2 separate regions of the Homo sapiens genome follow, and region 1 is linked to region 2. Evidence: read pairs that join two places in POLR2A ChIA-PET (ENCODE). Cell type or tissue: Caco-2. All regions are shown on one strand. Links, peaks and the distances in the headings refer to the core of each region. The heading gives the core; the rest is flanking DNA.

Region 1 (12,631 bases), core at 1-8,000, 660 kb after region 2:
TCCTCCGGCACCTTCTCTGCTCTGGTTTCACGTCTTGAACGTGCACCGGGTTTGGGCACCCTGTGGCTGCAGCCACATGGCCTCGGGGCAGCTCGGAGGGTCGCTCTCCAGCAACCATGTGGAAGAGAGCTGCTGTTGCTCAACGCCAGGCCTGGGTCTTAGCAGCCCCGGGCCTGCTGGAAAGGGCTGTCGGAGGAGGACCAGAGCCCGCCCGGTACCTTTCCTCCCCAACTCCACAGAGGAGGCACAAACTCCCCTAGCTTGGACCTCCCCACCGGAGCTGGTAGATCATTATCGGTCTGTTTCTGAACTCTGGTCTCTCTTACCTGCTCCCCAACGTCTTAACTTGCCTCCGACGTCTTCACGGTAGGCCTTAAGGAAATTCTTGAATGAATTTTTCCGTGTTTACTTTGGGTTCTACCAACCACACACTCCCTTTCATAGAGGAGGGCATGGGGCTTTTCCCTGGGTTAGTCAACTTCCTGAGCCTGTAAGGCGTATCGGCTTTTTTGCAGTGTGCCGGCAGACCGCTGTGTATACAGTCGGTGTCTGTTAACTGCTTCTCTTCTGTCTAAACCTCAACCAGATGCAGATAATCTTCCGGAGTGGACATCACAATAGTAACGGGAGAGTTCTTTAACAAACATTGATGATTCTGGTTTGGCGTATTAAGCGCCACATGTCCAGTTTTATCAGTAGGATGCATAACAGTAGTTTAGTGCTATCGTGGCAAGTTCAAAAGTTGGTCACAGCCTAGTAGAAACTCAGGTAGCAGGCTTAGCAGCAAGTGAGGCTAAGCCTTAAGAACTTTCATCATGTACTAACGTTTAATTGCAAAGGATCTTGGAAATCAGCTCTTACACACTTTGTATTCAGAGAGAGCTTGTATGCCTAGTTATTAATACATCTTAATTTTAGATGTATTATCTTTATAGTTTTACATTTATTTGATGTTTTGTGGCATCGTATGCGGTCTAATTCCCTCTGAGCTGATACAACACATTTCAAAGGCCTTCCTAGGTCACCCCACTGAATGACAATACCAGATTAGGGGGGTGTAGGGGTGTGTGTTGTTTTTGGAGGCTACCTACTGTTTGGGGAGAGCACATAATGACTTCTCTCTTTCAATAGAACTAAAGTGGTAGGTGACCTCACCTCTTGCTCCATTTTCTCTTCTGTCTTATGAAATGTATTTTGTAAGTGCTTGGTGACGAAGTCTTGTAAATGAGAGTTTGTGTGTGTCTGTTTACCTTTGGATTATCCATATATGGGATTATTCAAAACCAGTTTTTAATCCTAGATCGTTTAATAGAAACAGCAAGGTGCTAACTTGGTTCTAGTGTGCAGTAGGACTTGAAATGTTACTTTTCTGTGCCTAGTTTAGTTATTCTTTGTGGAATTGATGAGAATGTGTTAAAACGTTCTTTTCTATTGATACAAGGAAGTTGCAGTTTTTATTATATTACTCTGTATTTTTTAGAAATCCTGGTCTCTCAGACTATTTGTCCAGATCTCTCTTACCACTTAGAAATTAATTTGAGATTAGCCCAAATCAAGCTGTAATTTGAGGGGTAAATGTATATAGATGATATACTTTAAGCACCAGAAATCTGTTACTTTCGATTATCTATTTAGACCATATGCTTTATTTCTAAAGTCAGATGTGTATCTGTTACCCCATTCACTACTATGGATAACTTAGAGTTATTTGTGTTAATTGTTTGCAAGTATGGATTATAGATAATCTAGCAGTCATTTTACTGAATATTTCATCTTGAACAACTTTGAATCCTGAAAATATGCGTGAATGAACTGCCCCCATTTCCTTGTAACTTCAGAGGTGTTTTATTTTTGGATTTGTTTCCAATTAATAAGTTTTTTTTGTTTGTTTGTTTTTGAATTTACCTACCTTTTTTTTCTTTTTCTTTTTGAGGCAAAAAGAAAGCCTGTTGCCCAGGCTGCAGTGCAATGGTGCGATCTCGGCTCACTGCAACCTCCACCTACCAGATTCAAGCAATTCTCTTGCCTCAGCCCCCCAAGTAGCTGGGACTACAGGCGTGTGCCACTACGCCTGGTTAATTTTTGTATTTTTTGTAGAGAGAGAGTTTCGCCATGTTGCCCAGGCTGGTCTCGAACTCCTGAGCTCAGGTAATCCGCCTGCCTCAGCCTCCCAAAGTGCTGGGATTACAGGCATGAGCCACTGCACCTTGCTCTTTTTCTTTCTTCCTTTTTGTCTTTCTTTCTGTCTTTCTTTTCTTTTGTTTGTATCCCAGCCTCCTTTTAAGTAGCTGAAATGTCTAATTAAGTTGGTTAGAGTACTGTGTTAGAAGTTCAAGCCTCAACTAAGGTAACTTGACTCTGTTCCATGACTTCTGACTGCACTCCTGATGACTTCCATTTACTTTGCTAAGGCAAGCTGCTAGTTACAGGAGGTGAGTCAGGAAGAAGATTTGAGGAAGAAGCATGCCATAGAGTTTGGTCTTTGGAGATAGATGTGGTTTTGAATTCTGATTTTGCTACTTTTTAGCAATCTGACCTTAGACAAGTTAGTTAAGGAAACAGTCTTATGTATATATCCTGACTGGCAGTTCAGTCATAGTGAAAACTGATCAGGACCTAAAGATATAAAAACAAAGCGTTTAAATGAAAATTTTAGAAAGTTTTGGAACTGTTACAGTAAATAGCATCCTTAGTAATTTAGTCGTGTTGTGTCACAGGCAGAAGGGATTTTCAGTCCCCTGGTACTGCAGATCTTAAACCCAGGGTCTTGAAGCTGGTGACAGAAGAACCAAAACTTGGAATTCAGGGTCCCTTTCCAGCTCTGTGTTTGTTAGAGTGGATTTCCTTTGGGTTCTTTTCACTGTGCTGGAGTATTTGACTTTGGGATTTTAAATTTTCTTATTTAGACAATTCTTCATTTTACTTTTGTGGACGCTGTGCTTTTATTTACTAACATTAACTAGTTGGTGATGATCTCCATTTTACTTTACAGATAAGAGAATTGAGGTTTGTCAGATTACTCCCCTAGAAAATTGCAAAGCTGGGATTTGAACCCAGGTCTGACATACCCAAAGCCCTGGCTACCAATCATGTGTTTCTAAGTGACAGTGCTTTTGGTGTGTCTTACAACAGGTAAGGTAGAAGCTGAGTTGAAAGAGGCTTCTGAATGAGAGACCTCTGGATGCTTGGGGGTTTGGGTGCCCTTTCATGACATACTGTCCTGTGTCTATGAAACAGCACAATCATCTATCTCCCTCTGAACATTTGTTTTCAGTGTTTATACCAATAGCTGTGAGCCTTTATTTGTTTGTCATAAGCTTTTATAATTTAACAGTGTGTGTCTGTTTTTGTTTTGTTTTGTTTTGTTTTTTGAGACAGAGTCTCACTCTGTCACCCGGGCTGGAGTGCAGTGGCGCATTCTCAGCTCACTGCAACCTCTGCCTCCCGGGCTCAAGCCATTCTCCTGCCTCAGCCTCCCAAGTAGCTGAGATTACAAGCACCTGCCACCACGCCCGGCTAATTTTTGTATTTTTCGGGGTAGAGACAGGGTTTCACCATGTTGGCCAGGCTGGTCTCAAACTCGACCTCGAGTGATCCACCTGCCTTGGCCTCTCATAGTGCTGGTATTACAGGTGTGAGCTACCGTGCCTGACCTATATGTCTGTTTTTGAAGTTGTTTCTATGGAACATAATTCCAGAATGGATTTCATACTTACTGATTTTATTACTTACCTTAGGAAGCTGGTTTGGACAGTAATTTTCACTTTATTTGCAGTTAAATAATTATGGATTTAGTATACATTTGGTAGTAAAATTAATTCAGCTCTAACACTGATTTGTGGAGTCATTTGGGAGATATATTGAAAATTTACTTGAATTTGGCCACAAATTAAAAAAAAAATTTACAAGAGAAAATACTTAAATATCTAACATTTTTATTCAGTAGGAAGTAGAGCCAGTAAATTTGAAACAATTTAAAAAATGAAATAGTATTTGATGCTTTTTACACTTAGCAGTGCACCTTGGAAATTGGTTCTATATTCCATATAGTGCAGCCTTACTATTTTTTTTAGGGTCTGCCTTTTTCACTGAGTCTTAGAAATAGTTCCATGTCAGGACAGAAAGAGAACCTCATCTAGCATTCCATTAAGTTGATATGCCATAATTTAATTAATTAATTAATTAATTTATTTATTTATTTATTTGAGGCAGAGTCTTCGCTCTTGTCATCCAGTCTGGAGTGCAGTGGTGAGATCTCAGCTCACTGCAACCTCAGCCTCCTGGGTTCAAGCGATTCTCCTGTCTCAGTTTCTCGAGTAGCTGGGATTACAGGCACATACCACTGTGTCCAGCCAACCATAATTTATTTTAATTTTTATTAATAAACGTGTGTGTGTGTGTGTGTGTGTGTGTGTGTGTGTGTGTGTGTGTGTATATATTTTTTTTTTTTTTTGTTTTTGAGACAGAGTCTCGTTCTGTCGCCCAGGCTGGAGTTCAGTGGTGCAATCTCGGCTCTCTGCAACCTCCGCCTCCTGGGTTCAAGTGATTCTCCTGCCTCAGCCTCCAGAGTAGCTGGGACTACAGGTGTGTGCCACCACGCCCCACTAATTTTTTGTATTTTTAGTAGAGACGGGATTTCACCGTGTTAGCCAGAATGGTCTCCATCTCCTGACCTCATGATCCGCCCACCTCGGCCTCCCAAAGTGCTAGGCTTACAGGCGTGAGCCACCGCACCTGGCCTGTATATACCTTTAAAGACAAAAATGGAATCACTGGGCATACTTTTCCCTAGTTAACATTATCATGAGTATTTTTCGTGTATTAAATATTCCACTATGGGCTGTTTCCAGTTTTTCACAATTAATTCACAGCTATAGTGAATAATCTTTTGGACAAATCATTGCTTACATCAGTGATTATTTCCTTAGGATAAATACTTCGAATGGTATATACATTTAAAATATTTTTAGTTCATTTTGTCAAAATTTTGTCCAGCAAGATTTTTCTTTTTTTTTTTTTTTTTTGAGACGGTGTCTTGCTCTGTCGTCCAGGCTGGAGTGCAGTGGCGTGATCTCGGCTCACTGCAAGCTCCCCCTCCCGGGTTCATGCCATTCTCCTGCCTCAGCCTCCCGAGTAGCCGGGACTACAGGCGCCCGCCACCATGCCTGGCTAATTTTGTTTTTGCATTTTTAGTAGAGACGAGGTTTAACTGTGTTAGCCGAGATGGTCTCGATCTCCTGACGTCGCGTTCTGCCCGCCTCAGCCTCCCAAAGTGCCAGGATTACAGATGTAAGCCGCCATACCCGGCCTTCCTCCAGCAAGATTTAACAGGTTTGGCCGGGCACAGTGGCTCAAGCCTGTAATCCTGGCACTTTGGGAGGCTGAGGCAGGGGGATCACTTGAGGTCAGGAGTTCAAGACCAGCCTGGTCAATACAGTGAAACCCTGCTTCTGGAAATACAAAAATTAGCCAGGTGTGGTGGCAGGTGCCTGTAATCCCAGCCACACAGGAGGCTGAGGCAGGAGAATCGCTTGAACCCGGGAGGTGGAGATTGTAGTGAGCCAACATCGTACCACTGCACTCTAGCCTGGGCAACAAAGCAAAGTTCCGTTTCAAAAAAAAAAAAGGATTTAACTAGTTTAACTCTTATTCATTAAACAAATAGTTTTTGATCTCCCACCCTGTCCCAAGCATTGTTTTCCATATTCGGGATTCAGCAGTGAAAGAAAAACATTCCTGTCCCGTTGGCTACTATATTATTATAGTGGGAGGAAAGACAGAATAAACAATAGACATAAATAAGTAAATTAAATAGTATATTAGGTGATAGGTGGAGAAAAAAGAGAAAGATAAGTGGGGGTTGAGAAATGGAGATAAGGTTACAGTTTTAAATAGGGTGATGGAGGCCACACTGAAAAGGTGACATTTGAACAAAGACTTGGAAGAGGACTGCTCTAGGCAAAGCAGTGGAAATGGGAGTGTTCTTGTATCTCCTGTGAAGCCACCAGAACTAGGTAATATTACTTGAAAAATCTTGCCAAATCTGGTAATCTATAAAATACCTTGTTGTAATTTTGAATTTTTTGCCCATTTTTAATATTAGATTGTTGATCTTTTTCTTGATCTTAAGAACTCTTTATTAAGAATGTATCCTAGCCAGGTCTGGTGACTCAAGCCTGTAATCCCAGCACTTTGGGAGGCTGAGGCGTGTGGATCACCCAAGGTCGGGAGTTCGAGACCAGCCTGATCAACATGGAGAAACCCCTTCTCTACTAAAAATACAAAAAATTAGCCGGGCGTCATGGTGCATGCCTGTAATCCCAGCTACTTGGGAGGCTGAGGCAGGAGAATTGCTTGAACCTGGGAGGTGGAGGTTGCAGTGAGCCGAGATCGTGCCATTGCACTCCAGCCTGGGCGACAAGAGCAAAACTCCATCTCAAAAAAAAAAAAAAAAAAAAAAAGAGAAAGTATCCTTTGTTGTGCGGCAGACTTTTATTTCTCAGCTTGTTATAGGTCCTTCAGATGTCACTTATAGTGTGCTTTTTACATAAATTGATTTTTAAAACCGTGGCAAATTTGTCTTTTCCTCTGCTTTTTCTTTTTTCTCTCTCTTTTATTTTTTTTTCTTTTTTTGAGATGGAATCTCGCTCTGTCACCCAGACTGGAGTACAGTGGCATGATCTTGGCTCACTGCAACTTCCGCCTCCTGGGTTCAAGCAATTCTCCTGCCTCAGGCTCCCGAGTAGCTGGGATTACAGGTGCGTGCCACCACACCTGGCTAATTTTTATATTTTTAGTAGAGACGGGGTTTCACCATGTTGTCCAGGCTGATCTCAAACTCCTGACTTCAGGTGATCACCTACCCTGGCCTCCCAAAGTGTTGGAATTACAGGCGTGAGCCACTGTGCCTGGCCTCCTTTGCTTTTTACTTTTTTTTGAGACGGGGTCTTGTTCTGTTGCCCAGGTGGGAGTGTAGTGGCGCGATCTCGGCTCACTGCAACCTCCACCTCCCGAGTTGGAGTGATTCAAGTGAATTCAAGTGATTCTCCTACCTCAAGGTCAACTGTTATATCTTTTTTAAAATTTGCATTTTTAATTGTGTGTGATTCCCTTAAATATAAATTTACTTGCAAAATTGAATTTCTAGAACTTCTCTTGTCAGAAAATATTTTGTTCTCTTCTTCCTCTGTAGTTTCATTGGTTAGTAAGTTTTATTTACATTAGTGTTTCTACTACAGTGCATCCCAGGCTTGACAAATTACCATTTTCCTTTAGATTACTTGAAACCAGCAACTTGTTGAAGTGCCAAAGTGAATAAGGCTGCGGGTGCTTAGGAATTCCCTTACTAAAAGTGAAAAAGGCTCGGTACAGTGGCTTATGCCTGTAATCCCAGCACTTTGGGAGGCCAAGGCCTTGAGCCCAGGAACTTGAGATTAGCCTGGGCAACATGGCAAGATCCTGTCTTCTAAAAACACAAAAGTTAGCTGGGTGTGGTGGCACGTGCCTGTAGTCCCAGCTACTCAGGAGACTGAGGTGAGAGGATCTCTTGAGCCCAGGAGGTAGAGGCTACAGTGAGCTGTGATTATGCCACTGCACTCCAGCCTAGGTGACAGAACAAGACCCCTGTCTCCAAAAGAAGGGAAGAAAGATGATCAACTAAAATCAATTTAGACCTTGTGGAATAACTGGCACTTTTTTGTGGGGTTTTTCCCACTTTAGGTAAGCTCTTTTGCTCATGCTCTCCAAATCCTCTCTATCACTGTTACTAGTTTGGGGATATTTTTAAATTGGCTAAAGTATTACAGGCATACTTTGGAGATACTATGGGTTCACGTTCAGTTCCAGACCACCTCAAAGCGAGTCACACAAAGTTTTTGTTTCCCAATGCATATAAAAGTTATGTTTGCACTGTACTGTAGTCTGTTAACTTTGCAGTAGCGTCATGTCTTTTAAAAATGTACAGACCTTAATTTAAAAATACGTTATTGCTAAAAAATGTTAAGGATCATCTGAGCCCTCAGTGAGTCATAATCTTTTTGCTGGTATAAGGTCTTGCCTCAATAATAATTTTTGTTTAAGGGAGATGGGGTCTGGTACTGTTGCCCAGGCTGGAGTGCAGTGGTGCTATCATAGCTCACTGCAGCATCGAACTCCTGGGTGCATGCGTTCCTCCTGCATCAGTCTCCCAAGTAGCTAGGATTACAGGCACATGCCACCATGCCCAGCTCATTTTTTATTTTTTATTTTTTTATTTTTTTTAAGGGATGGAATCTCATTATGTTGCCCTCAAGCTGGCCTTGAATTCTTGGCCTCAAGCAGTCCTCCTGCCTTAGCCTCCTGAGTAGTTGGGATTAGGGGTGTGAACCACTGCACCCAGCTATGGTCTTGCCTCAGTATTGATGGCTGCTGACTCATCTGGCGGCTGCTCAAGGTTGGAGTAGCTGTGGCAATTTCTTAAACAATGAAGTTTGCTGCATTTATTGACCCTCCCTTACCCAAAGATTTTTCTGTAGTATGCGATGATGTTTGATAGTATTTAACCCACAGAGGAACTTATTTCAAAATTGGAGTCAGTCCTTTCAAACTGTGCTACTGTTTTATAAATTAAGATTATGTTATATTCTAAGTCCCTTGTTGTCATTTCAACAATGTTCACAGCATCTTTACCAATAGTAGATTCCATCTCAAGAAACCGCTTTCTGCTGGGTGTGGTGGCATGCACCTGTGGTCCTAGCTACTTCGGAGGCCGAGATGGGAGGATTGCTTGGGCCCAGGAGTTCAAGGCCAGCCTGGGCAACATAGTGAGACCTTAGCTCTTAAAAACAAAAAAGAAAGAAACTTATTTTTTAAAAAAATTAATTAATAAACTAATCAGTTATTTTGAGACAGGGTCTCACCATGTTGCCCATGCTGGTCTTGAACTCCTGGGCTCAAGCCATCCTCCCACCTTGGCCTCCCAAAGTGCTGGGATTACAGGCGTGAGCCACCACGCCCGGCCAAGTAACCACTTTCTCATCATAAGAAGCAGCTCCTCATCTGTTCAAGTTTTATTATGAGATTGGAGCAATTTAGTCACATCTTCAGGATCCATGTCTAATTCTAGTCCTCTTGCTGTTTCTACCACATCTGTAGTTACTTCCTCCACAGAAGTCTTGAACATTTCAGTCATGCATGAGGGTTGGAATCAACTTCTTCCAAACTCCTGTTAATGTTGATATTTTTACCTCTCCCCATGACTGTTCTTAATGGCATATAGAATCGTGAATCCTTTCCAGAAGGTTTTCAATAGATTTTTCCCAGACCCATCAGAGGAATCACTATGGTAGCTATTGCCTTATCAAATGTATTTCTTAAATAATAAGACTTGAAAGTTGAAATGACTCCTTGATCCATGGGCTGCAGAATACATGTTATGTCAGTAGGCATGGAAACAACATTAATCTCTTTGTACATTCCCATCAGAGCTCTTGGGTGACTAGGTACATTGCAAATGAGCAGTAATATTTTCAAAGGAATCTATTTTTCTGAGCAGAAGGTCTCAATAGTGGCCTTAAAATATTCAGTAAACTATGCAGTAAACAGATGTTCTGTCATCTAGGCTTTGTTGTTCCATTTATAGAGCACAGGCAGAGTAGATTTAGCATAATTCTTAAGAGCCCTAAGATTTTTGTGATTGTAAATTAGTATTGGCCTCAACTTAAAGTCACTAGGTACGTTAGCTGCTAACAAGAGTCAGCCTGTCCTTTGAAGCTTTGAAGCCAGTCATTGACTTGTCTCCAGCTATGAAAGTCCTAGATGGCATCATCTTCCAATAGAAGGCTCTTTTGTCTACACCTAAAATCTGCTGTTTAGTATAGCCACCTTCATCAATTATCTTAGCATCTAGGTAACTTGCTGCAGCTTTTTCATCAGCACTCACTGCTTTACCTTGCACTTTTATGTTATGGGGATGGCTTCTTTCTGTAAACTTCATGAACCAACCTCTGCTACCTTCAAATTTTTCTTCTGCAGCTTCCTCACCTCTCACAAACTTCATAAAATCCAGGGCCTTGCTCTGGATTGGGTTTTGGCTAAAGAGAATGTTGTGGTTGGTATGATCTTCTATTCAGACCACTAAAACTTTCTCCATCTCAGAAATGAGGCTTGCAAGCTGGGCGTGGTGGCTCACTCCTGTAATCCCAGCACTTTGGGAGGCTGAGGCAGATGGATCACCTGAGGTCGGGAGTTCGAGACCAGCCTGACCAACATGGTGAAAGCCCGTCTCTACTAAAAATACAAAATTAGTCGGGTGCGGTGGCGCATGCCTGTAATCCCAGCTACTTGGGAGGCTGAGGCAGGAGAATCTCTTGAACCCAGGAGGTGGAGGTTGCAGTGAGCTGAGATCATGCCATTGCACTCTAGCCTGAGCAATAAGAGCGAAACTCCATCTTAAAAAAAAAAAGAAAGAAATGAGGCTTGTATTAATCTGTTCTCACACTGCTGTAAAGAATATTACCTGAGACTGGGTAATTATAAAGGAAAGAGGTTTAATTGACTCACAGTTCCACAGGCTTACCAGGAAGCATGGCTGGGAGGCCTCAGGAAACTTAGAATCATGGTGAAAGGCAAAGGGGAAGCAGGCATCTTCTTCACAAGTTGGCAGGAGGAAGTGTGTGCAACAGCAAGGAAGTGCCACACTTCAAAACCATCAGGTCTCGTGAGAACTATCATGAGAACAGCATGAGGGGAGCCACCCCCATGATCTGATCACCTCCCACGTGGTCTCTCCCATGACATGTGGGTATTACAATTTGAGATGAGATTTGGGTGGGGACACAGAGCCAAACTGTATTATTTCACTCTTGGCCCCTCCCAGATCTCTTGTCCTCACATTGCAAAATAATCATGCCTTCCCAACTATCCCCCAAAGTCTTAACCCATTCCAGTATTAACTCAAGAGTCCCAAGTCCAAAGTCTCATCTGAGACAAGTCTCTTCCACCTATAAGCCTATAAAATCAAAAGCAAGTTAGTTACTTCCAAGATACAATGGGGATACAGGCATTGGGCAAATGTTCCCATTCCAAATGGGAGAAATTGTCCAAAACAAAGGGGCTACAGACCCCATTAAAGTCTGAAATTCAGCCGGGCTGTCACTAAATTTTAAAGCTCCAAAATAATCTCCTTTGACTCTGTGTCTCACATCCAGGGCATGCCGATGCAAGGGGTGGGATCCCATAGCCTTGGGCAGCTCCTTCATGGACTGGCATTGAGTGCCTGTGGCTTTTCCAGGTACATGGTGCAAGCTATTGGTGGATCTACCCTTCTGGGGTCTGGAGAACAGTGGCCCACTCCTCACAGCTCCACTAGGCAGTGCCCCGGTGCAGACTCTGTGTGGGGGCCCCAGCCCCACATTTCCCCTTTGCATGGCCCTAGCACAGGTTCTCCATGAGGGCTCCACCCCTGCAGCAGACTTCTGCCTGGGCATCCAGGCATTTCCATATGTCCTCTGAAATCTAGACAGAGATTCAATTATTGACTTCTGTGCACCTGCAGGCCCAACACCACGTGGAAGCTGCCAAGGCTTGGGGCTTGAACCCTCTGAAGCAATGGCCCAAGCTGTACCTTAGCCCCTTTTAGCTTTTTCCTCCTAAGCCTCTGAGTCTGTGATGAGAGGGGCTGTCGCCAAGATCTCTGACATGCCCTGACGACATTTTCTCTATTGTCTTGGTGATTAGCAGCCAGCTTGAATTTCTCCCCAGAAAATGTTTTTTTCTTTTCTATCCCATTGTCAGGCTACACATTTCCCAAACTTTTATTCTTTGTTTCACTTTTAAACATAAGTCCCAATTTCAAATGATTTCTTTCTGAATGCATAAAACTGAATGCTTTCAGAATAACCCAGGTCATGTCTTGAATGCTTTGCTGCTTAGAAATTTCTTCTGCCAAATACCCTAAATGATCTCTGTCAAGTTCAAACTTCCACAGATCTCTAGGGCAGGGGCAGAATGCTGCCAGTCTCTGCTAAAGCATAGCATGAGTGACCTTTACTTTAGTCCCAATAAGTTCTTTGTCTCCGTCTGAGACCACTTCAGCCTGGACTTCATTGTTCACCTCACTATCAGCATTTTGGTCAAAATAGTGCAAGTCTCTAGGAAGCTCCAAACTTTGCTACATCTTACTGTTTTCTTCTGAGCCCTCCTCCAAACTGTTCCAACCTCTGCCCACTACCCAGTTCCAAAGTTGCTTCCACATTTTCAAGTATCTTTATAGCAGTACCCCACTCTCTGTGGTACCAATTTACTGTATTAGTCCATTTCACACTGCTATAAAGAATACTACCTGAGACCGGGTATATAAAGGAAAGAAGTTTGATTCACAGTTCCACAGGCTTAACAGGAAGCATAACGAGGGCTCAGGAAACTTACAATCATGGTGGAAGGTGAAGGGGAAGCAGGCACCTTCTTCACAAGGTGGCAGGAGGGAATGTCTGCGAGAACGAGGAAGTGCCACACTTTAAAACCATCAGCTCTCGTGAGAACTCACAAACTATCAGAACAGCGTGGGTGAACCACCCCCATGACCCAGTGACCTCCCACCTCATCCCTCTGCTGATGTGGGGATTACAATTTGACATGAGATTTGTGTAGAGAC
Region 2 (16,280 bases), core at 4,400-12,399:
ATCTTTTAATGGTGACATCTTTTGCTCAAAACCAACTGGAAGCCTGAGGGCAAGAGAGCTGGGTGATACAAGTCTAGAGGTTGGTTGGCCAGGGCACAGAGCAGGGCTGAGAAGGCTAGAGAACTGATCTAGGGTTGTGCTGTCCAATATGGTAGCCACAGGTACCTGTGGCAAGTTTAGTCCTAATTGAGATGTGCTGTAAATGAAAAATACATGCTGGATTTTAAAGACTTTGTATGAAAAAATAATACATTATTTCATTTGATTTCAAGTTCAAATAGTTTTGATGTACTGAGTTAAAAAACTAGATTAAGGGCTGAGTACAGTGGCTCACACCTGTAATCCCAGCACTTTGGGAGACCGAGGCAGGCAGATCGCTTGAGCTCAGGAGTTTGAGACCAGCCTGGGCAACATGGTGAAACCCCATCTCTATCAAAAATACAAAAATTAGCTAGGCATGGTGGCAAACGCTTGTAGTCCCAGCTACCAGGGAGGTTGAGGTGAGAGGATCACTTTAACTCGGGAGGCAGAGATTGCGGTGAGCTGAGATCATGTCACTGCACTCCAGCCTTGACAACAGAGCGATACCCTGTCTCAAAAAAATAAATAAATAAATAAATAAATAAAATAAACTATATTAAAATTAATTTCAGTCAGGCACAGTGGCTCACACCTGTAATCCCAACACTTTGGGAGGCTGAGGAGGGCAGATCACCTGAGGTCAGGAGTTCGAGACCAACCTGACCAACACGGTGAAACCCTGACTCTACTATAAATACAGAAATTAGCTGGGCATGGTGGCGGGTACCTGTAATCCCAGCTACTCGGGAGGCTGAGGCAGGAGAATCGCTTGAACCCGGGAGGCAGAGGTTGCTCCAGCCTAAGCGACAGAGCAAGACTCTGTCTCTAAATAAATAAATAAATTTTGGCCAGGCGCAGTGGCTCATGCCTGTAATTCCAGCAATGTAGGAGGCCAAGGCGGGTGAATCACTTGAGGTCAGGAGTTTGTGGCCAACATGGTGAAATCTCGTCTCTCTAAAAACACAAAAATCAGCCAGGCATGGTGGTGGGTGCCTGTAGTCCCAAGCACTCGGGAGGCTGAGGCAGGAGAATGGCTTGAACAGAGGTAGTGGGGGTTGCAGTGAGCCAAGATCCCACCACTGCACTCCAACCTGGGCAATAGAGCAAGACTCTGTCTGAAACCAAAAAAAAAATTAATTTTATCTGTTTCTTTATACTTTTTAACTGTGGCTGCCAGAACATTTCAAATTAGCCAGTCAAGGTGGCATGGGCCCATAGTCCCAACTACTCTGGAGGCTGAGGCAAGAGTAATGCGCTATCATGGCACTACCAGTAGCTACTGCACTCCAGCCTGGACAGCACAGCAAGACCCCACCTCTAAAAAAATTACATATGTAGCTCTCATTCTATGTCTACTGGACTGTGTTGATCTACAGGGACAAATAGAAAATAAGCACACACAATTACAATAGATAGTCATTTAAAAGGTCATTTTAGTTCTGTATCCTGGACAACTATGTGAAAAGAGTGTTTTTACAAATTACATAGTTTTAAGCTTTTTAAAACTTAATTGCTTTGGTGGCCGGGCACGGTGGCTCATGCCTGTAATCTCAGCACTTAGGGGAGGCAGAGGCAGGCAGATCACCTGCGGTCAGGAGTTCGAGACCAGCCTGGCCAACATGGTGAAACCCCATCTCTATTAAAAATACAAAAATTAGTCCAGCGTGGTGGCAGGCACCTATAATCCCAGCTACTCAGGAGGCTGAGGCAGGAGACTTGCTTGAACACCAGTACTCGGGAGGCAGAGGTTGCAGTGAGCCAAGATTTCATCATTGCACTACAGCCTGGGCGACAGAGCATGACTTTGTCTCTGCCAGGCATGGAGGCTCATGCCTGTAATCCCAGCACTTTGGGAGGCCAAGGCAGGTGGGTCACTTAAGGTCAGGAGTTTGAGACTAGCTTAGCCAACAAGGTGAAACCCTGTCTCTACAAAAATACAAAAATTAGCCAGGCATGATGGCGGATGCCTGTAATCCCAGCTACTTGGGAGGCTGAGGCAGGAGAATCGCTTGAACCCGGGAGGCAGAGGTTGCAGTGAGCCAAGATCACGCCATTGCACTCCAGCCTGGGCAACAGAGTGAGACTCCGTCTCAAAAGAAAAAAAAAAAAAGATGCCATTTCCAAAAAAAACACCTTAATTGCTTTGATACTTTGAGATACCACCCTTCTATGTACTTTTTACCATTATAATATTTATTATACCTAAAATAATGAACAATAATTCCTTACTACCAAATATTCAATCAGTTTTCAAATTTCCCTTATTGCTTCATAAGTATTTCTACTTTTATTTTTATTTTTGAGACGGAGTCTCACTCTGTCACCCAGGCTGGAGTGTGGTGGCATAATCTCGGCTCACAGCAATCTCCGCCTCCCGAATAGCTGGGGTTTAAATGATTCTCCTGCCTCACCTTCCCGAGTAGCTGGGATTACAGGTAAGCGCCACCATGCCTGGCTAACTTTCGTATTTTTAGTAGAGACGGGGTTTCACCATGTTGGCCAGACTGGTCTTGAACTTTACCTCCGGTGATCTGCCCACCTCAGCCTCCCAAAGTGCTGGGATTACAGGCGTGAGCCACTCGCCCAGCCCAATTTTTTTAAAAGTTCATTAAAAAATGAGTAAATGGGCCGGGCGCGGTGGCTCATGCCTGTAATCCCAGCACTTTGGAAGGCCGAAGCCGGGCGGATCACGGAGGTCGGAGGATTGAGACCATCCTGGCTAATATGGTGAAACCCCGTCTCTACTAAAAATACAAAAAAACTAGCTGGGCGTGGTGGCGGGCGTCTGTAGTCCCAGCTACTCGGGATGCCGAGGCAGGAGAATGGCGTGAACCCGAGAGGCGGAGCTTGCAGTGCGCGGAGATCGCGCCACTACACTCTAGCCTGGGCGACAGAGCGATACCCCGTCTCAAAAAAAAAAAAAAAAAAAAAAAAAAAAATGAGTAGATGAAAGTTCTTATTCACAGCCTTCCCCAGAGACTTTGCCACAATCCTCTAAGTCTTGGTTTTAGAACAGAGACTGACACAAGGACCCATAGTGATTGCACCTCTGCTCCCTGTTTCTTTCTGTTCTATCCAAACACATCTTGATAGCATCTGATTGCTTGTCACATGTTGTTGTTGTTTTTTTTTTTTTTTTTTTGAGACAGATTCTTGCTCTGTCGCCCAGGCTGGAGTGCAGTGGCGCGATCTCAGCTCATTGCAAACTCCACCTTCCTGGTTCATGCCATTCTCCTGCCTCAGCCTCCTGAGTAGCTGGGACTACAGGCACCCGCCACCTCGCCCGCCTCATTTTTTTTTTTTTTTTTTTTTTTTTTTTGTATTTTTAGTAGAGACGGGGGTTTCACCGTGTTAGCCAGGATGGTCTCCATCTCCTGACCTCATGATCTGCCCGCCTCGGCCTCCCAAAGTGCTGGGATTTACAGGCGTGAGCCACCGCGCCTGGCTGGTTGTCACGTGTTTTAAAATTTAAATTACACATTTACCCAGATCTTTATTCTGTAGCCAGAAACCTATAACTTGCTTTACAAAGTGTTCTTGTTGATATTTGTTTTTGTTTTAACATTTTAAGGATGGGGTCAGCAAACGAAGGCTGGTCATTTCAGATTATAGTTTATGATTCTATTCAAGTTATACTTCCTGTCATTTACCATGTTGTGTCCTGGGAAAGTTTAGTCGTCTCAAAGTATGTTATATAATCAAAATATTAGAAAACATTGAATCAGCAAAGAGGATTTACGTATGTAAGGAAACTGGCAAGGCTAGGGGGCATTGAGTGGGTTTGTTTGTTTGTTTGTTTTGAGGAGAAGGGTCTCACTCTGTCGCCCAGGCTGGAGTGCGCTGGTGCAGTTTCAGCTTACTGCAACCTCTGCCTCCTGGGCTCAAGCCATATTCCTGCCTTAGCCTCCTAAGTAGCTGGGAATACAGGCTCGCGCCACCACATCCAGATAATTTTTGGGGTGTGTGTGTGTGTTTTATTTTTTGTAGAGACGGGGTTTCGTCATGTTGCCCAGGCTGGTCTTGAACTCCTGAGCTCAGCGATCCACCTGCTTTGGCCTCCGAAAGTGCTGGGATTACAGGTGTGAGCCACCACTCCCAGCCTTGAGTAGGTTTTAAGAAGATTCAGAGCTCTTCTTTTTTTTTGAGACAGAGTTTTGCTCTTGTTGCCCAGGCTGGAATGCAATGGCATGATCTCAGCTCACTGCAACCTTCGCCTGTTGGGTTCAAGTGATTCTCCTGCCTCAGCTTCCCAAGTAGCTGGGATTACAGACACCCGCCACCATGCCCAGCTAATTTTTTGTATTTTTAGTAGAGATGGGGTTTCACCATGTTGGCCAGGCTGGTCTTGAACTCCTGACCTCAGGTGATCCACCTGCCTCAGCCTCCCAAAGTGCCAGAATTATAGTCGTGAGCCACTGCACCTAGCAATTCAGAGCTCTTCTTACCATTGCCCCTCAAAGCTTGCAGAACAACGCAGGCATGATCAACTTTCCAAATATACAAGTATTTATATGTGTATATGTATGTCTGTATGTATATACATATAGACACAGAAAAAAGTACGAAAGTTTAACACTTAGCTCTAGATGATAAGACAGTTGAGGAATTTTTTTTTCCTGTTTTCTGCTTGGTTTAATTTTTGTTTTTCTTTTTTCTTTTTTTCCTTTTTGGAGACAGGATCTTGCTCTGTCACCCAGGCTGGAATGCAGTGGCATAATCACGGCTCACTGCAGCCTCGACCTCCTGGGCTCTTGCAATCCTCCCACCTCAGCCTTCAGAGTAGCTGAGACTACAGGCATGCACCACCACACCCAGCTAATTTTTTTACTTTTTGTAAAGACAAGGTCTCACTATATTGCCCAAGGTCGTCTTGAACTCCTGGGCTCAAGCAATCCTCCTGCCTCAGCCTTTCTTTTTATTTTTCTGAGATGGAATCTTGCTTCTTCACCCAGGCTGGAGTGCAGTGGTGCTATCTTCGCTCACCGCAACCTCTGCCTCCTGGATTCAAGCAATTCTCCTGCCTCGGCCTCCCCAGTAGCTGAGATTACAGGCACCACCACCGTGCCCAGCTAATTTTTGTATTTTTAGTAAAGTCAGGGTTTTGCCATGTTGGCCAGGCTGGTCTCGAACTCCTGACCTCAAGTGATCTGCCGCCTTGGCCTCCCAAAGTGCTGGGATTACAGGCTTGAGCCACCAGGCCCAGCCCTGCCTCAGCCTTTCAAAGTGCTGGGATTACAGGCGTGAGCCACCACATCCAGCCTAATTTTCTATAATTACATTTTGGTGCAAAATTAATAAAAGTTCTTTCTACTGAAGTAGAGAGCCAAAACACCTAAAAGAATGGCTTGGCTTTACAACTTTCATTTTAAATTGGTCCACAGTTAGTTTCCAACTGTTGTCAGTTAATTATCTTATTTCTCCCAATCTGGGAATGTCTCACAAACACCGAAATGTGGGAGTTTTCTGGGCACATTTGGGTAATTCTACTTTCCTGACACGCCGCCCCCCTCAACACATTTCTCCACACGCAACCACACCCCACCCACCCGACACACACATGCACACACACTAATTTTCACCCTGTCATTTTTCCTGGAGTGTACCTGACTTATAAAATGTAATTGTAGTACTTGAAACAAATGAAAACTAGGACACAGAGAAGTTAAGTAATTTGTCAAAGGTCTCACAGTTTATAAAGGATGAAGGTAGGGGCCGGGCTCAGTGGCTCACGCCTGTAATCCCAGCACTTTGGGAGGCCGAGTCAGGCGGATCACCTGAGGTCGGGAGTTCGAGACCAGCCTGAGAAACATGGAGAAACCCCGTCTCTACTAAAAATACAAAAGTAGCCGGTCGTGGTGGCACATGCCTGTAATCCCAGCTACTTGGGAGGCTGAGGCAGGAGAATCGCTTGAACTTGGGAGGCGGAGGTTGCGGTGAGCCAAGATTGTGCCACTGCACTCCAGCCTGGGGAACAAGAGCGAAACTCCGTCTCAAAAAAAAAAAAAATGGGTGAAGGTGGGATTCAAATCCCAGGTGAGACTCTGGAGCCTGGTGTCCACTTGAGGAGCAGAAAGCAGCTATGATTGGGCCACATGCAGTGGTTCACACCTGTAATCCTAGCACTTTGGGAGGCCAAGGTGGGTGGATTGCTCGAACTCAGAAGTTTGAGAACAGCCTGGCTAACGTGGCAAAACCTTGTCTCTACCAAAAATAAATAAATATATATATATAGCTGGGCGTGGTGGTGCGTGCCTGTGGTCCCAGCTACTCGGGAGGCTAACGCAGGAGAATTGCTTGAGCCCAGCCATAAGGGAGGCTGCAGTGAGCTGAGATCGCACCACTGCACTCCAGCCTGGGCAACAGAGGGACTTTATCTCAGAAAAAGAAAAAGAGAGAGAAAAAAAGAAAGCAACAATGCTTGGAAATTGCCTGCGTTTGGTGTCTCTGGGGGTGTGTGTTTGCTTTTTCAGCCCCCCCTTTCCTCCAGAGAGCCCTAAGGAACACCATGTTACATGGACAGACGTCCTTCCTCGCATGCTGGGCCCCCTGAGGCAGCACAGTTCCTGAGCTCCAAGACTCTTCCCCGTTTTGATTTCAGCCCCACCCTCCCTTCCCACTCAGTGGTGCCTGGACTTCAATGCCTGCCTCGTGTGTGTTACCTTATTTGGTTCTCAGACCTACAGAGAGGTCTGGCAAAGGATCCAGGCTAGAATAAAAGGATTGCTTGTGCAGCTGGAAGATGAGAAACCTTTGTTTCGGTGACCCTAGCTTGCACTCTGGAACTCACAAATACAGGGAAGTAAGTTTAGCCTCAAAAGCAACAACAAGAAGCAACTGAAGAGGGCAGAGTGGAGATGTCAGGATGTCACAATCTTTAGTGTGTGCTTAATTCTGTGTTTTGAAAGATATTTGTCTGTTTAGCTCCAGTATGGCTTTCTTTTTTTCCTGAGTTTCTAGAGTTTACACACTAATTTAGTTTGTAGCCAAGAAAACTCAGGCCCAGCAAGTGATAGCTGTCATAATTTCGCATAAGCTTGTGTGTAGCATTTACCACTTTTTTTTTCTTTTCTTTTTTTTTTTTTTTTTTTGAGATGGAGTCTCACTCTGTCACCCAGGCTGGAGTGCAGTGGCATAGTCTCAGATCACTGCAACCTCCACTTCCCAGACTCAAGCGATTCTACTGCCTCAGCCTCCCAAGTAGCTGAGTTTACAGGCGCCTGCCACCATGCCTGGCTAATTTTTGTATTTTTAGTAGAGCTGAGGTTTCACCATGTTAGCCAGGCTGGTCTCCAACTCCTGACCTCAAGTGATACACCCACACTGGACTCCCAAAGTGCTGGGATTATAGGTATGAGCCACTGTGCCTGGCCCATTTACTACTTTTTTTTTTTTTTTTTTGTGACAGAGTCTCACTCTGTTACCCCAGGCTGGAGTGCAGTGGTGCAATCTCGGCTCACTGCAACATCTGCCTCCTGAGTTAAAGAGATTCTCCTGCCTCAGCCTCCTGAGTAGCTGGGATTACAGGTGTGCAACACCTGGCCCGGCTAATTTTTTGTATTTTAAGTAGAGACGGAGTCTCACCATGTTGGCCAGGCTGGTCTCAAACTCCTGACCTCAGGTGATCCACCCGCCTCGGCCTCCCAAAGTGCTGGGATTACAGGTGTGAGCCACTACGCCTGGCTCATTTACTACTTTTTAAACCTGGTTCAGAGCATCTCTCTCTCAATCTCCCTCTCTTTCTGGCTGTCTTTCTGTCTCTATCTTTTTTTCTCTCTCTCTCCTCTACACATGCACACACTCATGCATACACACACACACACACACTCATTTAATCCTTGAAACTCAGGTAAATGTTATTATCTCCATTTTATAGAGGAAAACAACTGAGGCACAAGAGATTAAAACACTTGCCAAAGGTCACAGAGCTCAGAATTACCAGAGCCAGATTAGACCCCTGCAGTCAGGCTACCTAACCATAGACCCATACTGCCTCTGGGGCCCAGCAGATGTCTGAGTCCTTATCTTACTGGACTCACAGCATCTCAGCCTGTTAATTCTCCCTCCCAGTTTCCACATTCCCATCTCTCTGGCTCCTCTTCCTTAGTGCCCTCCAGAGTGCTCTTCCTCCTCTGCCTGCTAATGCAGGGGGCCCGCGGGATTCCCTCCCGTGCCCCTTCCCAGCTCCCCGTGTGCTCTCTCCATGAGGGACTTCATCTGCTTTCAGGACCTCTGTTCTCTGCTTTATCTTTGGAGGAGTGGGGGCTCTCCCCGACCCCTGAGCCATATATCCAACACACATGCTTCTTTCTCATGTCCCCAACGTGCTTCAGACCTCCAATTCACTATCTTTCCATTCTGTGTCCCATATCAGAGTGTCACTGCCTCCTGGTCACTCTCGACTGACCATGGGCCTCATGGCCTTCATACCTGGCCCCCGCCTACCTCCAAGGCATCTCGTATTTCCTCTCCAGAAACAAGCTGTGTATCCCTGCATTCAGTCCCCTCTACCTGGAATGCTCTAATCTGGATTTTTCAAACTTTTGATCACAACAGTAGGAAAGACATATGATATCACCAGTACCTAAAAGTCTATGACCCAAGGGTAGACAGAGTTGATGCTGTCTGAATGTTCGCAAACAGTGGTTGGTGACACTGTGTTCAAGTTAGAATACCGTTGCCAGGCCGGGCACGGTGGCTCACACCTGTAATCCCAGCACTCTGGGAGGCCGAGGCGGGTGGATCATGAGGTCAGGAGTTTGAGACCAGCTTGGCCAATGTGGTGAAACCCCGTCTCTACTGAAAATACAAAAAAAAAAAAAGCCGAGTTGGTGGCATGCACCTGTAGTCCCAACTACTTGGGAAGCTGAGGCAGGAGAATCACTTGAACCCAGGAGGAGGAGGTTGCAGTGAGCCGAGATCGCGCCACTGCACTCTAGCCTGGGCAACAGAGGGAGACTCCATCTCAGAAAGAAAGAAAAAAAAAAGAATACCGTTGCCAGGTCACACTAGTTAGAATTCCAGTCTGGTTTGTGTCCACACCCAGGGAAGTTATTCAAAATATTTAACCACAGTTCAGCCTGGATCCTAACTAATCAAAACAGTCATCAGAGGGTGGCAAGAGAAGAGACTGGGTGCCGGGGGTGGGTGGAAGATAAGCACTGGCTTGAGGTCTCAGAGCAGCTGCTGTCTACCAATGAACACACAACTATTTAAATATTTTAATAATTGCTACCTCTGTTCCAGAGCCTTCCCATCACCCTGTCCACCCTTTAGCTTCTTCTTCTTTTTTTTTTTTTTTTTCCCATGGACAGCCTTCTGAGCCAGGGCAGGCTCAGAAACTCCCTCCCACTTAGATTCTGAGTCCCTTGCTGACTCCACCATCTAGTCCCTCTCTCAGATTCCTTGCTTTTCTGCCACTTGCTAATTTTTTTTTTTTTTTTAGAGATGGAGTCTTGCTCTGTCGCCCAAGCTGGAGTGTAGTGGCACGATCTCAGCTCACTGCAAACTCCGCCTCCTGGGTTCTACCAATTCTTCTGCCTCAGCCTCCCGAGTAGCCAGGATTACAGGCGGACTCCACCACACCCGGCTAATTTTTTGTATTTTAGTAGAGACGGGGTTTCACCGTGTTGCCCAGGCTGGTTTTGAATTCCTAAGCTCAGGCAATCCACCCGCCTCGGCCTCCCAAAGTGCTAGGATTACAGGCATCAGCCACCGCGCCCAGCCACTACTTTCTACCTCTATTTTTGCTTGGAAAAGAGCCCAGGAGGTCTAATTAATTCTAATTTCTGAAAGAAAAACAGAAATCAATGAACAGGGCTTTCATGAGAAAGGCCTGTTGGGTAACAGTGTTCAGTTTCTGCCTTATACCAGCAGGTGCTGGAAAGGGGAACACAACAGCCTGTGAGACACAGGACTGTAGAGGCCTTGCCGAGATGAGGGAGTTCACGGCAGGGAGGTGAGACGTTTCTCACTAGCCTCTGACCATGTTACTAGGAAGCAGGTGTCCAGTAACAGGCATGCAGCTACAAATCTTCAAAATACCTTGGCAACTGAGAGCTTTTATTTTATTTATTATTATTATTATTATTATTTGAGACAGAGTCTTGCAGTGTCGCCCAGGCTGGAGCATAGTGGCAGGATCTTGGCTCACTGCAACCTCCGCCTCCTGGGTTCAAGCAATTCTCGTGTCTCAGCCTCCCGAGTAGCTGGGATTACAGGCGTGTACCACTACACCCGGCTAATTTTTGTATTTTTAGTAGAGACGAGGTTTCACCGTGTTGGCCAGGCTAGTCTTGAGCTCCTGATCTCAAGTGATCCTGCCTTGGTCTCCCAAAGGGCTGGGATTACAGATGTGAGCCACCGCACCCAACCGAGAGCTTTTATTTTAGAAGCAAATTCTTATCAGGATTCTTGGTTGTTGGCTGGGATTAAAACCTTGAGAAACTCCTTTTTTATTTTTATTTTTCGAGGAGTCTTGCTCTGTCACCCAGGCTGGAGTGTGGTGGTGCAATCTTGGCTCACTGCAACCTCCGCCTCACCGGTTCAAGCAATTCTCCTGCCTCAGTCTCCCTAGTAGCTGGGATTACAGGTGCGTGCCACTACTCCTGGCTAATTTTCGTATTTTTACTAGAGATGGGGTTTCACCATATTGGCCAGGCTGGTCTCAAACTCCTGACCTCGTGATCTGCCTGTCTTGGCCTCCCAAAGTGCTGGGATTACAGGCGTGAGCCACCATGCCTGGCCGAGCAACTTCTTTAAACTCTTTTGAGTCTCATTGTCATATATTTTGTATGCAAAAGGAGAAAACAAGAATGACCTAAAGCTGGGCTGATGCCTGTAATCTCAACACTTTGGGAGGCCAAGGCAGGTAAATTGCTTGAGCTCAGGAGTTAAGACCAACCTGGGCAATGTGGTGAAATCGCGTCTCTACAAATAAGACAAAAATTAGCTGGGTGTGCTGGTCTCAGTGAGAGGATTGTTTGAGCCCAGGAGGTCAAGGCTACAGTGAGCCAAGATTGTGCCATTGCACTGCAGCCTTTGTGACAGAGCGAGACTCTGTCTTAAAAAAGAATAAAAATAAAAAAATAAAAATTAAGGGCCACACACAGTGGCTCATGCCTGTAATCCCAGCACTTTGGGAGGCCGAGGCGGGTGAATCACTTGAGGCCGGGAGTTCGAGACCATCCTGGCCAACATGGCAAAACCCCATCTCTACTAAAAATACAAAAAATTAGCTGGACATGGTGGGGCACGCCTGTAATCCCAGCTACTTGGGTGGCTGAGGCATGAGAATTGCCTGAACCCAGGAGGTCGAGGTTACAGTGAACCAAGATCACACACCACTGTATTCCAGCCTGGGTAACAGAGCAAGATTGTCTCAAAAAAAAAAAAAAAAAAAGAGAGAGGGAGAAAAAGAATGACCCACCTGAATCAAAAAGGTGTGTGAAGATTAAAACAACTCTTTATTTTGAAAACTGGTAATTAGAAAAGAAAGAATTAGACATTTTACCTTCCTTTACAGTGGGAAATATATTTAGGGTAACTATATCATGTCAGTGGATAAGATAAGGCTCTATTTTATCAAAGAATGCCAGGTAATCAATATAGAAATAATGTTAGAAATATAATATCAGCATTTTGTAAGCTTTTTGCAAGCATTTTGCAAACCTTCAAGCAAGGATTGTCCATAGGTTTTTAAATCATGAGGTGACCTACCTATTAGGTCAAATTAAAATTTGAAAGCCTGACCATACTAAGTGTTGGTGAGGATATGGATGAAATGAAACCCTCAAGCATTGCTGGTATAAATGTAAAATGGTACAGCCACATTGGGAAACAGTTTGGCAATTTCTTAAAAAGTTAAACATACACTTACTTTGTGACCCAGGCATTCTACTTCTTGATATTTGCTCAAGAGAAATTAAAGCATATGTCCACACAAAGACTTGTACATGAATGTTCATAGCAGCTTTACTTGTAATAGCCAAAAAAAAAAAAAAAAAAAAAGGGAATCAACTCAAATATCTTTTAGTAGGTAAATGGATAATATGGCATATTTGGGATGCTACTTAGCAATAAAAGGAATGAACTACTATTATATGCAACAACATTGATTAATCTTAAAATATGCTGAGTGAAAGAAGTCAGACAAAAAAAGTGCATGATTCCATTTACATAAAACTCTAGAAATGCAAACTAATATATAGTGACAGGAAACAGATTAGTGGCTATTTGAGGATGTGGAGTGGGAGGAACAGAAGCAAGGAATTGTTATTATTATTTATTTATTTATTTATTTTTTGAGGTAGAGTTTCACTCTTGTTGCCCAGGCTGGAGTGCAATGGCACAATCTTGGCACACTGCAACCTCCGCCTCCTGGGTTCAAGTGATTCCCCTGCCTCAACCTCCCAAGTAGCTGGGATTACAGGCGCCTGCCACCACACCTGGCTACTTTTTGTATTTTTAGTAGAGACGGGGTTTCACCATCTTGGCCAGACTCAGCTGAAGCAAAGAATTATTAAGGGGCAAGAGAAAACTATTGGGGGAGATGGAATACACACACACACACACACACACACACACACACACAGAGTCATGCATTGCTTAAGGACGGAGGTACATTCTGAGAAATGCATTGTCAGATGATTTCCTCATTGTGGGAACATCATAGAATGCACTTACACAGGCCGGGCGTGGTGGCTTACACCTGTAATTCCACTACTTTGGGAGGCCAAGGCGGGCAGATTATCTGAGATCAGGAGTTTGAGACCAGCCTGGCCAATATGGCGAAACCCCGTCTCTACTAAAAATACAAAAATTAGCCAGGTATGGTGGCGAGTGCCTGTAATTCCAGCTACCCAGGAGGCTGAGGCAGGGGAATCGCTGGAACCTGGGGGACAGAGGCTGCAGTGAGCTGAGATTGTGCCACTGCACTCAGCCTGGGCGACAGAGCAAGACTCTGTCTCAAAAAAAAAAAAAAAAAAAAGAATGTACTTACACAAACCTAGATGGTATAGCCTATCACATACCTAGACTATATGGTATAGCCTATTCCTCCTAGGCTACAAACCTATGCAGCATGTTACTTACTGAATACTACAGGAAATTTTAACACAATGGTATTTGTGTATCTAGACATATTTTAACACAGGAGAGGTACACAAAAACACAGTAAAAAAGATTTTAAAATTGCACACTTCTGTAGGGCATGTGTCAGGAACGGGGCTTGCAGGACTGGAAGTTGCTCTGGGTGAGTCAATGAGTGAGTGTGAAGACCTAGGACACTACTGCAGACTTTATAAACACTGTACACTTAGGCTACACTAGATTTATTTATTTATTTTTCTTTCTTCAGTAATAAGTTAACCTTACCTTACTATAACTTTTTTTTTTTTTTTTTTTACTTTTTATACCTTTTTTTTTTCTTTTTTTAAGAGACAGGGTCTTACTCTGTTGCCCAGGCTGGAAAGCAGTGGCGCAATCATAGCTCACTGCAGCCTCGAACCCTTGGGGTCAAGGGATCCTCCCACCTCAGCTTCCTGAGTAGCTGGGACTACAGCATGTACCAACAGGCCAAGCTAATTTTTTTTTGTTTTGTTTTTGTAGAGATGGGGTCTCCCTGTGTTGCCCAGGCTGGTCTCAAACTCCTAGACTCAAGCCATTCTCCTGCCTCGGTCTCTCAAAGTGCTGGAATTACAGGAATGAGCCATAGCGCCAGGCATGCTACTTTTATAAGTAGGTTTGTTTACACCAGCATCACACAAACACATGAGTAAGGCATTGTGCTACAACATTGCAATGACCATGACATCACTAGGTGATAGGAATTTTTCAACTCCTTTATAACCTCATGGGAGAAACCACCATCTTTTTTTTTTTTTTTTGAGATGGACCTTTGCTCTTTTGCTCAGGCTTAAGTGAAGTGGCATGATCTCAGCTCACTGCAACCTCCCCCTCCCAGGTTCAAATGATTCTCCTGCCTCAGCCTCTGAAGTAGCTGGGATTATAGGTGCCTGCTATCATGCCCGGCTAATTTTTGCATTTTTAGTAGAGACGGGGTTTCGCCATATTGGCCAGGCTGGTCTTGAACTCCTGACCTCAGGTGACCCACCGGCCTCGGCCTCCCAAAGGGCTGGGATTACAGGCATGAGCCACCACGCCCAACCATCTTTTGTGTGTTTGTGTGTGTGTGTGGTTTTTTTTTTTTTTTTTGAGACAGAGTCTCACTGTGTCACCTAGGCTACAGTGCAGTGGTGCAATCTCGGCTCACTCCAACCTCCGCCTCCTGGATTCAAGTGATTCTCCTGCCTCAACCTCTGGAGTAGCTGGGATTACAGGTATGTGCCACCATGCCCGTCTAATTTTTTTGTATTTTTAGTGGAGATGGAGTTTCACCATGTTGGCCAGGCTGGTCTTGAATTCCTGACCTCAGGTAAATCATCCGCCTCGGCCTCCCAAAGTGCTGGGATCACAGGCGTGGGCCATCACACCCGTCCAGACCACCATCTTATATGTGGCCTGTCTTTGACTGAAATGTTGTCACGCAGTGCATGCCTGTATGTCAAAACTTATCAAATTGTACCTGTGATCGTCCTTTTGAAGTGTCAATTTAGCTAGGCTATAGTGCCAGTTATTCAGCCAAATTAATCTAGGTGTTGCTGTGACAGTCTTTTGTAGCTGTAAATTCCATAATCAGTCGACTTTCAGTAAGAAAGATTATCCAATTGTCTGAGTGGGTCTGATTCAATTAGTTGAAAGGCTTCAAAAACAGAGTTGAAAGCCATTTGTGGTGACTCATGCCTATAACCCCATCACTTTGGGAGGCTGAGGCTAGTGGATCACTTGAGCTCAGAAGTTTGAGACCAGTCTGGGCAACATGGTGAAGCCCCATTTCTACAAAAAATACAAAAATTAGCCAGGCATGATGGCACACACCTGTAGTCCCAGCTACTCAGGAAGTTGAGGTGGGAGGATTGCTTGAGCCCAGGAGGTCAAGGCTGCAGTGAGCTGTGATTGTGCTACTGCATTCCAGCCAGGGCAACAGTGAGACCCTGTCTCAAAAAAAAAAAAAAAGGAAGAGTCAGAGAGATGCAACATTGCTGACTTTTAAGATGGAGGAAGGGGCCATGAGCCAAGGAATGTGGGCAACCTCTAAGAGCAAGAAAAAGCAAGAAATACATTCTGCCTCAGAGCCTCAGCATAGAAATGCAGCCCTGCTGACACCTTGATTTGAACCCAATAAGATCCGTGTTGAACTTCTAATCCTATAGAACTGTAAGATAATAAATTTGTACTGTTTTAAACCACTGTTTGTGATAATTTGTTACATCAGCAATATAAAATTATGAATACAGTACCCTTTTAAAATGTGCCATTCTTTATATGTCAGTTATTATTATTATTATAGTATTATTTTTAAGACAGGGTCTTGCTGTCACCCAGGCTGGAGTGCAGTGGCACGATCACAGCTTATTGCAGCCTCAAACTCCTGGGCTCAGGCGATCCTCCCTCAGCCTCCTGAGTAGCTGGGACTACAGCCATGCACCATCACACCTGGCTAATTTAGAGATGGGGGTCTCGGCCGGGCGCAGTGGCTCACACCTGTAATCCCAGCACTTTGGGAGGCTGAGGCGGGTGGATCACCTGAGGTCGCGAGTTCGAGACTAGCCTGACCAACATGGAGAAACCCTGTCTGTACTTAAAATACAAAATTAGCCGGGCGTGGTGGCGGGTGCCTGTAATCCCAGCTACTCGGGAGGCTGAGGCAGGAGAATCACTTGAACCTGGGAGGCAGAGGTTGTGGTGAGCCGAGATTGCGCCATTGCACTCCAGCCTGGGCAACAAGAGCAAAACTCCATCTCAAAAAAAAAAAAAAGAGAGAGATGGGGGTCTCACTATGTTACCCAGGCTGGTGTGTGTCAATTATACTACAATAAAGCTGCTAAAAATTAAATGAAGCTGGGCAATGATACATGCCTGTGGTTCTAGTTACTCAGGAGGATCACTTGAGCCTGGGAGTTCAAGTCAAGCCTGGGCAATAAAGCGAGAACTGGTCTGTCAAAAAAAATAAAATAAAACAAAATAAAATAAATGAATGGTTAATAGAGAACTAGACATACAAACAGTGCCAGTTAATACCACATTGTTTCACTTCTACTTTCAAATTGAGGGTGAAGTGGATGCAACTGTATAGTGGGAAA

Evidence for each region. ChIA-PET counts read pairs that join two places held together with the same protein. Peaks named below come from ENCODE experiments on the same cell type or tissue, not always from the same donor. Only the 100,000 strongest peaks of a DNase experiment are listed, where the experiment ranks them.
Region 1: POLR2A ChIA-PET joins it to region 2 with 12 read pairs; 2 of 35 experiments call an interaction of 5 or more read pairs at or near these places.

Annotation. Positions count from the first base shown.
Region 1 is chr6:35,907,800-35,920,430 of GRCh38, reverse strand. All of the region lies in intron 2 of SRPK1 (SRSF protein kinase 1), which reads left to right. Among named protein-coding and RNA genes, the nearest start is that of SRPK1, 7.0 kb to the left of the region's middle. RefSeq lists a silencer at 11,413-11,613. In Caco-2, for the core only: no CTCF peak of the experiment used is centred there; a DNase peak (open chromatin) is centred at 230; H3K4me3 peaks cover 1,589 bases.
Region 2 is chr6:36,570,445-36,586,724 of GRCh38, reverse strand. No RefSeq gene overlaps it. Among named protein-coding and RNA genes, the nearest start is that of SRSF3, 16 kb to the left of the region's middle. RefSeq lists an enhancer at 9,177-10,120 and a silencer at 14,767-14,967. In Caco-2, for the core only: no CTCF peak of the experiment used is centred there; DNase peaks (open chromatin) are centred at 6,794 and 9,214.